3 separate regions of the Homo sapiens genome follow, and regions 1 and 3 are each linked to region 2. A link is a contact called in ENCODE Hi-C or POLR2A ChIA-PET data. All regions are on one chromosome and are shown on one strand. Each heading gives the region's core, a stretch centred on a gene start or an enhancer-like site at or near the end of the contact. The rest is flanking DNA. Distances are from core to core; before and after follow the strand shown. Region 1 has its middle 160 kb from the start of LINC02967. Region 2 has its middle 220 kb from the start of SYNDIG1. Region 3 overlaps SYNDIG1 (synapse differentiation inducing 1).

Evidence for each region. Hi-C counts contacts between places; a loop is a spot of excess contacts on that map. ChIA-PET counts read pairs that join two places held with the same protein, here RNA polymerase II (POLR2A).
Region 1: a loop to region 2 is called in a map of body of pancreas, with 2.8 times the contacts of the local background. The contact joins two enhancer-like sites. A Hi-C loop is called at or near these places in 7 of 168 maps with a recorded cell type or tissue (CD8-positive, alpha-beta T cell, body of pancreas, breast epithelium and 4 more).
Region 3: a loop to region 2 is called in a map of ovary, with 5 times the contacts of the local background. The contact joins two enhancer-like sites. A Hi-C loop is called at or near these places in 3 of 168 maps with a recorded cell type or tissue (CD4-positive, alpha-beta T cell, body of pancreas and ovary) and 1 of 37 single-sample maps with no recorded cell type. POLR2A ChIA-PET finds 5 or more read pairs at or near these places in 2 of 52 experiments (AG04450 and activated CD4-positive, alpha-beta T cell).

The regions. Positions count from the first base shown.
Region 1 is chr20:24,753,673-24,758,181 of GRCh38, reverse strand. No RefSeq gene overlaps it. Among named protein-coding and RNA genes, the nearest start is that of LINC02967, 160 kb to the left of the region's middle. Within about 2 kb of position 2,526, at least 2 of the 41 ENCODE cell types and tissues checked have a DNase peak (open chromatin) inside an H3K27ac peak, as active enhancers do.
Region 2 is chr20:24,691,379-24,695,790 of GRCh38, reverse strand. No RefSeq gene overlaps it. Among named protein-coding and RNA genes, the nearest start is that of SYNDIG1, 220 kb to the right of the region's middle. Within about 2 kb of position 1,515, at least 2 of the 41 ENCODE cell types and tissues checked have a DNase peak (open chromatin) inside an H3K27ac peak, as active enhancers do.
Region 3 is chr20:24,632,988-24,637,380 of GRCh38, reverse strand. The region is part of intron 3 of SYNDIG1 (synapse differentiation inducing 1); the gene reads right to left. Among named protein-coding and RNA genes, the nearest start is that of SYNDIG1, 170 kb to the right of the region's middle. RefSeq lists enhancers at 2,009-2,847, 1,729-2,928, 3,012-3,664. Within about 2 kb of position 2,445, at least 5 of the 41 ENCODE cell types and tissues checked have a DNase peak (open chromatin) inside an H3K27ac peak, as active enhancers do.

The sequences.
Region 1 (4,509 bases), core at 1,277-3,776, 61 kb before region 2:
AGGCTGGTCTCAAACTCCTGACCTCGTTATCTGCCTGTCTTGGCCTCCCAAAGTGTTGGGTTACAGGCTTGAGCCACCGCATCCTGCCAGTTATAATTTTTAAAACTGTTTTTTAGTGGTTGCCCTAGAGTTTGCAATATAGTCCAGGTCCACTTTCAAATAACACTATACCATTTCACAGGTAGTGCAAGTACCATATAATAGCAAAATAATCCTAATTCCCCCTTCTCATCCTTTGTGTCATTGTCGTCATTCATTTCACTTACACATAAGCACATGTATAATATATAATACATATACATATGTAAACATACATACTCAAATATATTGTTATTATTTTGAATGGATTGTTATCTGTTAGATCAATTAAGAATAAAAACTAAAAGTTTTTATCTTTGCTTATTCCTTCTCCAATGCTCTTCCTTTATGTAAATCTGAGTTTCTAGGCTGTATCCTTTTCTTTTTCTCTGAAGAACTTCTTTTAATATTTTTTTGCAAGTCAGGATTACTGGCAACAAATTTCCTCAATTTTTGTTTTTCTGAAAAAGACTGTTTCTGCTTCATTTCTGAAGAATAATTTCTTAGGGTACAGAATTGTTGGTTGTTGCTGGTTTTTTGTTATTTGTTTTTTTTTTCCCCTCTCAACACTTTAAATACTTCACTCCATTCTCTTCTTGTTTGCATGGTGTCTGAGGATAAGCTGGATGAAATTTTTATTTTTATTTCTCTATAGATAAGATTCTTTTTCCTCTGGCTTCTTTAATTATTGTTTCTTTATTTTTCATTTTCCTCATTTGAATGTGGCATGCCTGGGTGCAACTTTTTGGGGGGATTTATCCTGCTTGGTATATTCTCTGAGCTTCCTGAATCTATGGTTTGGTGTCTGACATTTGGGGAAATTCTTAGGCATTATTGTTTTAAATATTTATTTTGTTTCTTTTTTTCTTTCTTCTCCCTCTACTATTCCCGTCACATGTATATTGTGTTGTTTCTAGTTGTCCCACAGGTCTTTTTTCAGTCTTTTTTTATTTGTGTTTTAGTTTTAGAAGTTTCTGTTGAGATATCCTCAAGCTCAGAGATTCTTTCCTCAGCTATGTCCAGTCTCCTAATAAGCCCATAAAAGGCACTCTTCACTTCAGTGACAGTGTTTTTGATCTGCAGCCTTTTTGGGGGATGTTTCTTAGAATTCCCATCTCTCTGCTTACACTGCACCTCTGTTCGTACACGCTGTCTGCTTTGTCCATTACAGCCCTTAGTATATTAATCATAGCTGTTCTAATTCAACGTCTGGTAATTCTAACATCTCTGCCATATCTCGACTGTGGGATGAAGTGGAGTTTGGCTGGGGCAGTTGAAAGCGAGCCTGGGCCACTGAGCAGCCCAACTCCAGGGGAAAACCGTCTCCCTTGTGGCTCCCCCATCTGCTGAGAGCTACTTCCAGTCAGTAAAACTTTGCACTCATTCTCCAAGCCCATGTGTGATCTGATTCTTCTGGTATACCAGGGCAAGAACCTGGAATACAGAAATCCCTCTGTCCTTGTGATATGGAAGCGGGTCTAATTGAGCTGGTTAACACAAGCCACCTATAGATGGCAAACTAAAAGAACACTCTGTAATACACACCCACTGGGGCTTCAGGAGCTGTAAACATCCACCCCTAGACACTGCCGTGGGGTCAGAGCCCCACAGCCTGCCCGTCTCTATGCTCCCCTAGAGGTTTGAGCAGTGGGGCACTGAAGAAGCGAGCCACTCTCCCTGTTGCATGCCCTGTGAGGGGGACAAGGGAACCTTTCCCGTTTCACTGTGACCTCGATTCTCTGATGAATCTAAAAAGAGTTGTTGATTTTTTGGTTTGTTCAGCTTTTTTTGTTTGTTTGTTTCTAGGATGAAGGAATGACTTGCAAACTCCTTACCTGCTAGACAGGAAAGCAGAAGTTGAGATGCACTTTTTAAAGGAGTTGGGATGATTAATATTCAAGATGATAATAGAATTTAGATATTTAAGAAGACAAAACTGAATTAAGACAGAAATGAGAAAAGCATTCTCTCTTACCCCTTTTTGTAGTTTCCCAAACACTGTCTCACTTGGGTCTCCAATCACCCTTTGTTGTGTAAACTAAAAATAAAGTCCTAGACTTCTCACCAACTGAACAGACCCTCTCTTGGCCAAAGGATCCCAGAAAAAAACATAAAAACTGAGTTCCCAGCCATGACAGGGCAGGAGGTCAGACACCCTTCATTTCTCCCCTCCCTCTTGTGGTTTAGAAACAACTGACCAGCACGAATGTTAAAATAGAGATCATAAGACTGAAGGGACTGACTCTGTGTGGCAATAAATTGCTGAAGTATAAACAGGGCCTAAGGCCATGAGAGTCAAGGGTTAAATCACTCACCCCTACACTGTAAGAATAAACCATGTTCTGTCATGAGGTTTTTCTTTTTCTCTAGCAGCTGAACAAGCATTGGCTTTGGGATAAGCAATGTTGAAACAATTGCAGCTCCACTGGACATTGACCCCAGGTTTCACAAACTGTGACTACAGCTTTGATTGAACAACAGGCTGATTTCGGTAACTTTCTCCAGAGAAGAGACCACCAACTGTGGACTGGTTCTGGATGGTTTACAGAGGCTTCACACTTGAGCGCCTTTGTGTCCTGAAAAGACCTTTTGATATATAGGGCCTAACAGTCATGCATTTAAATGTTAAGTCTCCACCCCAAGGCGAACATGGATCATATGTGACATACATGTTCTATATGTGTGCATCAGGATCCTTGTTATGAATATTCACAGCTCCTTCTGTAACCTGTTGAATATGCATGTTTAGCCAACTCATTTGGCATAAAGCTCCTCCCCCCACCTATTTTTCTTAAAAGTGCTTGACTTTGGTCTTTGCCAGAAGCTGTGCTTCCCAGCCTGCAGGAAGACTACCTTCCGGCTGTGGTCAGAACCCTTTATAAGAAATATGGTTTCCTTTCCAAATGTATAAATTGTGTGATTTTTAAGTAAACAGTTGTATTCCAGGATTGTTTTGCCCCTATGTTCAGAGGGGGAAACTGAGGTGCAGAAGGTTTTCTTGACCTTCTCACCAGAAGCATAAACCTAGACCTCTTTGTATCTGGGGGATAGAAAACAGGCCAGCAGCTCTGTCTGTTTTGTGGTTGTTAAGTACCGTGCATTATTAATATCATTGTTAGTAACTTGAAGGCCTTTAAGTGAGGAGTGTATGAAAGGGAAACAGCCCCTGGCACGCTGTAGCCAGCTTCCGTCCAGCAAGCTGGGTGGTGCCCAGGACCACAGCGCAGCACAGAAGGAAGGGTCCTGACCTAGGATACTCCAGGCAGCACAGCCAGCTCGAAATCTCTGCCCCGGCCACCATCTCTAAAATTGAGCCATTAGAAAGTCATTGTTTTTGAGTTAACAAGTGTTCTCATTTAAAATGCAAATGGCTGTGGGAGGAATAGCACAGATATTGTACCCTGAACAATGTTTTTCATAAGGTCATACAGGATTCTGGCAAACACAAATGCCCACAGAGGACAGGCCAGTTAAGTAACTGTGCAAATCTGGCCACATCAAAGATTATAGAGTCAGCAGGGGCAGAAGAACTAGGAGCAAATGCCCCCTCGAGATTTTGCACCTAATAAGAGGGTGCTCAGGGCAGAGGAGAAGGTGTTCTGAAGCAATTGCTCAGAAGAAGCCGATTTACTTCTGTCTTTGAGAAACTTATGGTTGTTTTCCTCATCCATCCTGACCCCAGTTCCTGCCTGTCTGGCGTGCCCTGTCAAGAACAGGGCTGAGTTTCTGGAAATTTAATGCTTTCTAGATATAACACTTGAATGCAATTGGTGATTCCCAAACCACAGCCCTGGTACCAAATGCATCAAGATTACCTAAGGAAAGGATTGAAACAAACAAGCAACAACAATAACCTTCCTAGGGCTAAACTTTCAGAGATTCAATAAGTCTGAGTAACACCTAGGGATCTGCTTATTTATTTAAAAACAGCCAGGAGATTAAATAATCATTTATTTATTGGAATTTCCAATCCAGACAACAACAGAAAGAATAGTTTATTGGGCCCACATATACTCATCTCTAGCTGATGGATGCAAGGTGTTTTTTCAAAATTGAGATACAGCCCTCCCGTGTGCTCCCTCTGCCTGCACACTGGGTTGTTTTGAAGCCTATCCCAGGCATCCTATGGTGTTGTCATTAGGCATTTCAGTATGCATTTCTAAAAGATGGGTGCTTTTAATGTAACGTAGACACCTAACCATCAACAGTCCTCAGCATCAAATATCAGTGTTTACTATTGGTTCATACAAATCAGCATCCAAACCAGGTCCACCTGTTGCATGTTATTGGCCTGTTTTATTTCTTTTAACCCAGAGATTCCCGCCCCTTTTTTTTTCCTTTGAAATTTATTTGTGGAGGAACCAGGTCCATGATCTCTTAGAGCTTCTCAATTTTTCTTATGCACATGAATCACCTGCAGATTGTGTTAAA
Region 2 (4,412 bases), core at 266-2,765:
CATGAAACATTCCACTGTGCAGCTCTTAGGGCAACTACCTCTTTATGCCTAGATAGCCACTCATGTTTGCTTCATCATATATATTACACAATCCATATTTAATCATGCCACACAAGTGCACACACGCATCCCTTTCCATTGCTCCTCTCTTCCTCTCTGGTGGAATCTACCTAACACAGCACCTGGGACAGGGCAGCCACCAGTCAAATTTGTTCAATGAATCACTGTAAGAGTGAATGAGTGAAGGAATGAATGAAGGTACTTGCCAAGCATCCATGTGTTGTATTATCCAACCAAGACTCAGCAATCCCTGATGTATTCGACCTGTCATTAGCTTTACATGCAGTAGATTTTCCTCTGCGTGGCTCCAGTAGAATCTGGGGGAAAATACGACATTGGCCACAGAGTGTCATCTGAACTAAATTATGCCCCAGCCAGCAGGACACTGTTTCTGATTGTGTCAACTCTCAGCCCTGCAGCAGGCAGTGGCCCAGATGCTGATTGCAGAACTGGACCAAACCAGTTGTGCAAGCAATTTTTATGGAAACCAAAAAAAGTAGAAACAGAAGGTAAGAAAAGTAAACAAGACAGTGAAGGGAGAGACAGAAAATCCTTGAGCAAGTGCTGGAACTAATGAAGTTTGCCCGGCCGTGGAGCTGCCAGGGAGGGAAACTGAGTGGCTCAGATGAAGCCTCCAGGGACTCGGGAAGCAGCAGCCTGTCCGGAGCCGGCGCCGGCGAGGTCACAGCAGGGGTGGCACAGGAAGGAAAGGGAGACACAGCTCAGGGACAGCATGGACTTCCAGCCATCTCTCCAAAGGAAGCCTGGCTGGGAATCAAAAAGAAATTTATCTTCCGAAATGCTTCATTTCTTTGAATTTATGGCAGCAATAACTCCTTGGGCTATAACCACTCCGGCCCACGGACTCAGCTGGGAGAGGCTGAGCACTAAAACTTGGGAGGTATGCTGGGGTGAGGGCAGAACAGTCACTTCCCTGGGGACAACCAGAGCCTGCACATCTAGCTTGTGTCCCTGGGGCCAGGATCCCATAGCTAGGGACTTGGAAGTCCTTTCTTCTGGCAGTTACCAAACCTATTAGCTCGTTAGAATCACCTCGCGATGTAAAAAAATAGATTCCTGGACCCCAACCCTGGAGATGCAGATTCCTAAGTTCTGCATTTTCTAATGGGTTCTGCAGACCTAGCAGTCCCAGTGTGCATGCTCGGGGCCATGGACTATACTGCAGGTGATGGAGAAGCTCAGGCCATCACCAGGTGCCGCAAAGTCACCCCAGAAAGGGCAGGAATCATCTGACTGTGTCCTGCCGACCCGTCTTCCAGTCAGTGTCTTGGCAACACCCCCTCTGCCTGGATTTCAGCCCAGGCCTTCCCTGCCTCTCCCTAGCAAAAGTCTGCCGAACTGGGGCCTCCTCCCAGGTTCTCTGGGCCCACCCACCCTAGAGGCTGCAACCACCGCTGCCCTCTTGGCTGCCCTCCTGGAGCCCCACTCTCCTTGTTCTACTTCCTATGTCCCTCCAGATCCCAGGGAATGGCCGAGTTCTGGCCGTGCTCCCACCAAGGGCCCAGGCCACTTCGTCCAGCCCCTCCTGGCCATGGTGTGTCCTGATCACACCTGCCCTCACAGGGCAGTGTAAGCCACTTGTGGTCTGTGCTGGAATGTCCCTATCCAACCCCCTGGGTACAAATCCATGGGTCTTTTCTGTGCCACGAGGTTTGGGGTACTCCCAAGAGGCCTCTCTCCCGCCACACTGGCCAACTACCTTATTCAGCCATGGCCTTTCCCAACCCAGGGAGGGTCTGGAGGCAGCAGGCTGGGGTCTCCGCACTTAGATTCCTGATATTTTTGTCGTTTTCATCCAAGGATTTGACCTTCCATCCACTCTTGAGCTCTGACTTCAGGCCCAGAGCCTCCGCCACCAGCTCCTTATGTGTTTTCCCAGGAGTGGAACCTGTGGAACTCGGGGGTGGGTGCTCAGGGTGCCCCCCACACCACACAGGTATGCACTGCAGGCACTCATGGCAGGTGCATGGGGCAGTGAGGGAGGCGAGTCCCCAGCTCTGTCCCCTCACGTCCCTCTTTGCTGACATCTGGACTTCTCATCTCCTGTGTCCTCAGCTCTCTCTGGCCCTTCCAGACTCCAGGCCTGGTTCTGACTCTCTGGCATCTGTGGCCTGCTTTCTGGCTGTGCCCCTGTTGCTTGGGTGGAAAGCCACCTCAGAGAATCTGGACCCAGGAGTGGTTCCAGCTAGCACCATGGGAACAAAGTTCAGTGTTTTCCAACCCGGTCTGCTGATCACTCCCATCACAGCCCGTGGGGACCCACCCCCAAACCTACTGAATTCAGAATGGCTGTGGTCGGGGTAAGGAACAAGCTTTTTAAAAAATACACATTTTATTCTGCAATAGTTTTAGAGTCACAAAAAATATGCAAAGATAATGTGAATGTTCCCATATGCCCCTCACCCAATTTGCTTCCTCTAATAGTATCTTACAGTATCAAGGTTCATTAGTAAAAAATAAGAAAGCAACATTGGCTCATTACAATTAATTAACTCTAGATTTCATCAGATTTCACTTGTTTTTCCATTAGCATTCTTTTTCTGTTCCAGAATCCAGTCCAGAGACCCAAGAATTATATTTTAAACAAGCACCCTGGGTTGTTCTCAGGCTCACTAGAGTTTGAGAAGCTTGATCCATTTACAAGTCACAATTTAAAGATGAAGTTAAAGCTCAGAGAGGCCCAGGGACATGCCAAGTTCCCTTAATTAGAGGAAGTGCTGGGGACTTGGGGCCTGCCAGTCACGGCACTGTCACCAGTCCCACATGAAGCTCTGACCCTGGCTCCGCTTTGCACCCTCCAGCCATGAGGTGAGGGACGGGGACCACAGCAGTAGCTCAGTCTTCGAGAGTAAGCGGTCAGTGGTGTTGCAGTCTCAGGCCAACGCACCTGCAACGCTGGACCTGGTGGGCTCTGTGCTGTCTCCACAGTGAACTACACAGCATGGAGTTACTGCCATCGAGGAACACCATCCTTCCCTGCTTCTCTGAGCCTGCACTTGTGATCTGAACCTGTACCCAGGCCCCAGCAGGCTGCCAGAGCAAGTCGATGGGGCCCTGCCGACATGGAGCTCTGCATCACTGGCCGCTTCCTCAGCCCTGGCTGGCCCCGCACCATGCCCTCTTTTCACCCTGCAGTCCTGCATTCCCCATGCCAAGGGCCCACCTCGCTGCAGTTTTAAGACCACCCAGGCTGGTGTGCAAAGGGAAAGAGGAGGCCCTCCTCCCGACCCTGGGCTCATCCAAGCTGCAGTCTCCTTGCCTCATATAAACTATTCTCTCTTCTTGGGATGCGTTTTTCCACCTTCCTGCCTACACCTGCGCTGTCCCATACTTTGCCCACTGGCAGGATGTGGCTGTTTAAATAAAACATTCTGCTTCACAGGTGCACCAGCCACATTTCAAGTGCTCAATAGCAAGGTGTGGCTGGTGGCTGCTGTGGTGCATGGGCAGGAGCAGAATATCCCATGGTGGCAGAAGCCTCTGATGGAGCAGATACTCTAGTCTGAAGACATCCATCTGCACATGATGAACAAGGCTACAGGGAGGAGAGGGGAACCAGGTTCAGGGGCACATTGCGGGTGGGTCTGCTGGATTCACACCAGCTAGACTCTGAGCTCCACGGTGGCAGCCAGCTCAACTCCTGCAGAACCAGCTCAGAGAGCTCCATCCCACCTGAGCGTCTCCTCTCAGCACAAGCTGGTGGCTGTGGAGCAAGGCTGTGCTCTCTACACCCAGGAGACCTGGGCACCTGTCGAAGTTTCCTAGAGGGCTAGTGGCAGGAAGAGAATGGGCCAGTTCCTAGCCAAGGCATAAGGTGGGGCTTGGTTACTTGGAAACCTCAGGGAGGTAGAAGACAGAGATGGCCTGGAGCAAGCAGCAGCCCACACCTGCTGGAAAAGTTTAGCTTGTGAAAATGGATTTTCCACAAACACGGAAATTGGCAATTTCCCCTTAGGATTATATATGAGGGAAGTAATCTATTTGAATAATGCTGTGAAATAAAAGACATTCCCGTTTCTCGTTGTACCCCTTTCCTCCTTTCTAATGGAACAAGGCAATCTTGGAAAGTGCAGAGGGATGAGACGCAGGCAACAAAAATGCCTTCATCCATTTGCCTTGATAGGGAAGGGCTCTATGTATGTATAAGGAGAAAATTTCTGTGATTTATTTACTATTTTAAAGTGCAAAGGCTGGGCGCGGTGGCTCACGCCTGTAATCCCAGAACTTTGGGAGGCCGAGGTGGGTGGATCACGAGGTCAGGAGATCGAGACCATCCTGGCGAACACTGTGAAACCCCGTCTCTACTAAAAATACAAAAAAATTAGCCAGGC
Region 3 (4,393 bases), core at 1,196-3,695, 59 kb after region 2:
CTGTTAGAGTGGAGGGAGGGGACGTGGAAGGGACTTGAAGAAAATGTAGCTCTGAAGGGAAGGAATCGTAAATTACCATGTGGCTTGTAATTACCATATGAGACACACCACAGAGTGCTGGGTTTCTTGCTCGCTGTTCACTCCTCTGTTCACTATGTATTTGGCATCTATGCTGCATGTAGTTCCATGTGGGATTCTGTAGGAGCTGTACCAAGACCCCTCTTCCCAGCCAATGTACCCTCCTCAGCTGCTGGAAGGGTGGGCTGCTGAGGCTGCAGCAGCCTGCCCTCCCCGGGCCCTGCCCGTGGCTGCAGGGAACTGCCTTGCAGGATCCCCCACAGGGAAAAGGTCAAGCAATGACTTCCCATGTGCAGGGGAAAATTCTCAGGAGCCTCTTGGATGGTATGCAAGGCCTCAATTGCAACTTGTGATTTCCTACTGCGCCCCAGGCAGAACCTAGGTCTGTTGACATGATCAATATAGATTTTATCTTATAATAATGATATAGCAGTTAAAAAGAAATTATTTAGGCAGATAGCGAGGGTAAGAGAGTCCTTGGTAAGATTTTCCTTTTAATGAAAAGCAGCCCCCAAATCACTTCTTTTCTAACAAAGAGCAGCCTGTAAAATTGAGCTGCAGACATAGATAAGCTGGAAGCTTGCATGGGTGAATGCCAGCAGCTGTGCCAATAGGAAAAGGCTACATGGTGGCCAGGCAGGTTCAACATGGCACTCCATCATCTCCTTTCCTTGTCAACCACGTGCACAGTAAGGAGCAGACAACATGGCACTGGCCAGGTAGAGACCCCATCTGCATAGTAAAACATTAGGGAGAGGTGGCCAGCTTCTTTGTGTGCTATGTAAATGGCACACCTGGTCCAACCAATCTTTGGGCCCTATGTAAATCAGACACTGCCTCCTCAAGCCAGTCTATAAAACCCCATGTACTTTGCCATGGACTAGAAGACCCACTCAGGTGCCCCTCTCTCTCTGCAGGAGAGAGAGCTGTTCTCTTTTCTCTTTCTTTTGCCTATTAAACCTCCACTCTTAAATACACTTCTTGTATGTCCATTTCCTCTATTCCCTTGGCACGAGACAATGAACCTTGGGTATTTACCCCAAACAATGACGCAGCTTCAATAATAGATGAAAATCACTTCCAACTTATGCATGATGAAAAGAAGTTAAGCTTTCTCATGAAAATTGAAGTACCCTATTTGCAGCCCAGTCTCATATACCGGCAAATATGGATATAAACTTTCACCAAAAACTACATTTGATTGGAACATTGTTCATAGAGCCCCCCCAAAGTCCAGACAACAGTGAACAAGCAGTGTTGGAAAGACAGCTGGGTCAACGACAGTCATTGTTATGCAGGTATTTCATGAATGCTAAAGACAATAACTACAAAATTTCCAGAATATTGGAAAGTATTGTCAGTGAAAACATTGAGATACAGAAAGTGTGTTTACTCTCATGAGAATAAACTGGTGAGAGGGTCCCCACAGTGGTAGATGGCATGGTGACCGGGTGCTAGATGTGTGTGCATATGCAAATGGCTGAGTGTGGAGGAAACTGGAAGGGCAGTCGAGGTGGTTAACATAGGTTAACTGTGTGGCCGTGAGATCCACCCTCAACACAGAAGGGGAGAAAAGGGTGCTCTGAAAAACAAGAGGCATGTGTGAATAACTGCACTGTTACAAAACTACGTGTTTTGTGATGTGAATGTAATTGTAAAAAAAGCTTATAAAAAGGTACTCCTTTAGTCGGCCTCCTCATCAAGAAAAGTCTCCAGTTTAGAAACTTAAGTATTTAATAAGAAAGATGAGAACTGGAGGCAAGACCCAACCAGCACAGAGACCCTTGGTGTCCGCTGGGATAAGGTGCAATGTCCCTGAATCTGCAGTGAGCTTTTATCATAGCAATAGGTTCTCTTCTTTAGAATCACGGGCGGGAAATTATGCAAGATGACCAGGAATGAAGAGCGCGTTCGGAAAGGCAGAAAGTTATAAAATCTGTGAATGATAAGAGGAAGCTGCTTTGGTCAGAGGTTCTGTGAAGCATGAGGAGATAGGTGTAGAAATAAAAAGTTAGCAGTGGATTTTGTGACAGGACGATGGGGCTCTTCACTGCATGGTTTCTCCTCCTCTGCACACCCAATTCTTCGTGTGTTCATGAGTCACCACCGTGAAGCCAGCACCTGGGCCCACGGCCCAGCAGGAGACAAGTGAGGTCTTCACTGCCTTTCCTTCCCAAGTCTTGGAGGCTTCCCGCTGGCAGGGTGAGGAGTGGGCAGAAGCCCGTGCTGTCCCCAGCTGCGCCCCCTCAGAACAGGCAAGGAAAGCTGCTGAGTCACACTGCCAGGCTGCTCCTGGGGCTGCCGTGTGGGAGCTGCAGGATCCGATGATGCCTGGGAGACACTAGTGCAGGCTCTGTCTTCTGCTGAGTCACTGTGAGACACCGCACAACCAATGCTCAGCAGCTGTAAAGAACTGGACTGTAGTGCCCTGGAAGCTTCCCTCCAGCAACCACTGAAGATACTCCAGGACTCCTTTCTACAGCAAGAGGCACCACTGACAGCCAAGTCTGGCAGGAGGACATGTTTGCAGTAAAGCTCATGAACAGCAGACTAAAAACTGTGTCAGAAAAATAAGGTCTACAAATTAATAAAATGTGAACACCCAATACAAAATGGTAAATGTAGAACTAGAAATTTATACGGGAAATAAAAGCAGGAAAAAAAATAACACACATAAAGATGTTCAGCTTTATAGTAACCAATGAAACACAAACTGAAACTGACAATATCTTTTATTTTATCTATCAGATTGTTGAAAATGGAACACTGAGCTCAGGTGGGAAAGACAGGCATTCACATTTTGTTAATAGGAATGAAAACTGGTACGGACTTCTGGAGGAGAAGTTACAGTATGTAGCTAAATTTACATGTGAATAACCTTTGACTTGGTGGAATTTCACTTGTGGATATCCTATATTTGCAAAAGGAGAAGTTGAAAACAATTGATATGTCCATTTTTAGGGAAAACATTACTGTAATGAAATTATTGCAATTCATACATCAAAATGCTACAAAATCATTAAAAATGTCAATGCTGGTGTTTATATGCAGATACCAGAAGTATTTACATTATGTGAAAAAGCAAGCTGCATTGCACTTTGATGGTCTTCTACGTGTAAATCAAAACTGCCCACACACACATTGATAAAGGCACAGAAAGACGGGGTCCCCCTGGAGGAGGGGCTTTGAGAAAGGGGCATGGAGGAGAGGTTCAGTTTTCATGCTTTCTTTCTCCATTCTCTTCCTCCTCCTTCTGTTTTCCAAGTTGAGTACACTATATTTGAAAAGACAATGAATAAACAAATCCAGACATGTGTCTATGTGCTCTGCTGATAACGAAGGGAACCCCAGGCAGAGTTTGGCGGATGCAGGTGACCTGGGAGGGCAGGAGTGAAAAGGTGAGAGCGGCTGGTGCGGGTGTCACGTGCTGTGCCCACACCCCAACAACCCTGAACCACGGCCTCCCCTAGGTGCTGGGGCTCCTAACCAAGAGCCTGGTCCATTAGGACAGGCTGACTTCAGCATGTGTTACCTCAGGAGTCTCCACAGCAACCTCAGAGGGCATTCACACCCAGACTGCCAGCCCCGTCCCCAGAGCTTCCGAGTCAGCAGGTCTTGGGAGCTGACGAGACTTCACGATCCTAAAACGTTCCCAGATGACCCTGATGCTGCTGGTCCAGGGAACCAGCCCTTGCGAACTGGAAAAAAGGATGGAGGAATTGAATGCTGCCATTTCTTCCAGGGTGATCAACTAGAATCAAAAGGGGACCAACTTAGAGGGTTTCAACAAGGTTCTTTGGAACATTCCCCCCCGTGAACGTTACCAGTTAATATTGATCCATGTTTATTTCTGAGCCTCCCCTACACCTGCTCCCGTGCTGGGTGCTGGGACTCTGCCAGGCACGGATAAACCAGGAGGGGCACAGCAGGGGCATCACGCACTCCACTGTGGGCCTTCGGGCTGGGTGGTGTCAGGGAGGAAGGCACGTGCCAGAGAGGTGGGCAGTGGTGGCTCTGCAGCCAGCGAGGGCTCAGATCCTACGTCTGTACTCAGGACAGTAACATGTGCCTGAATGATTGCGGCCAGGACATTCTGGGTCTGGAGGCACTCTGACCAGAGGGACAGTTTCCAGGCATGCTTCCTCACTAAGTGTTTAGCATGGCAGTAAGCTTGCTGCAGCAAGCCACGTCATGTTCAGATTCGACACGGTCTGCCCATCGCCTCTGATTTTCCTCGGGGGAGGAGGTCTAGAACAGAGCACAAAGAACCACTGGAAACTATGGGAAAGGTTATTCTGTGATATGAAAGCCTGTG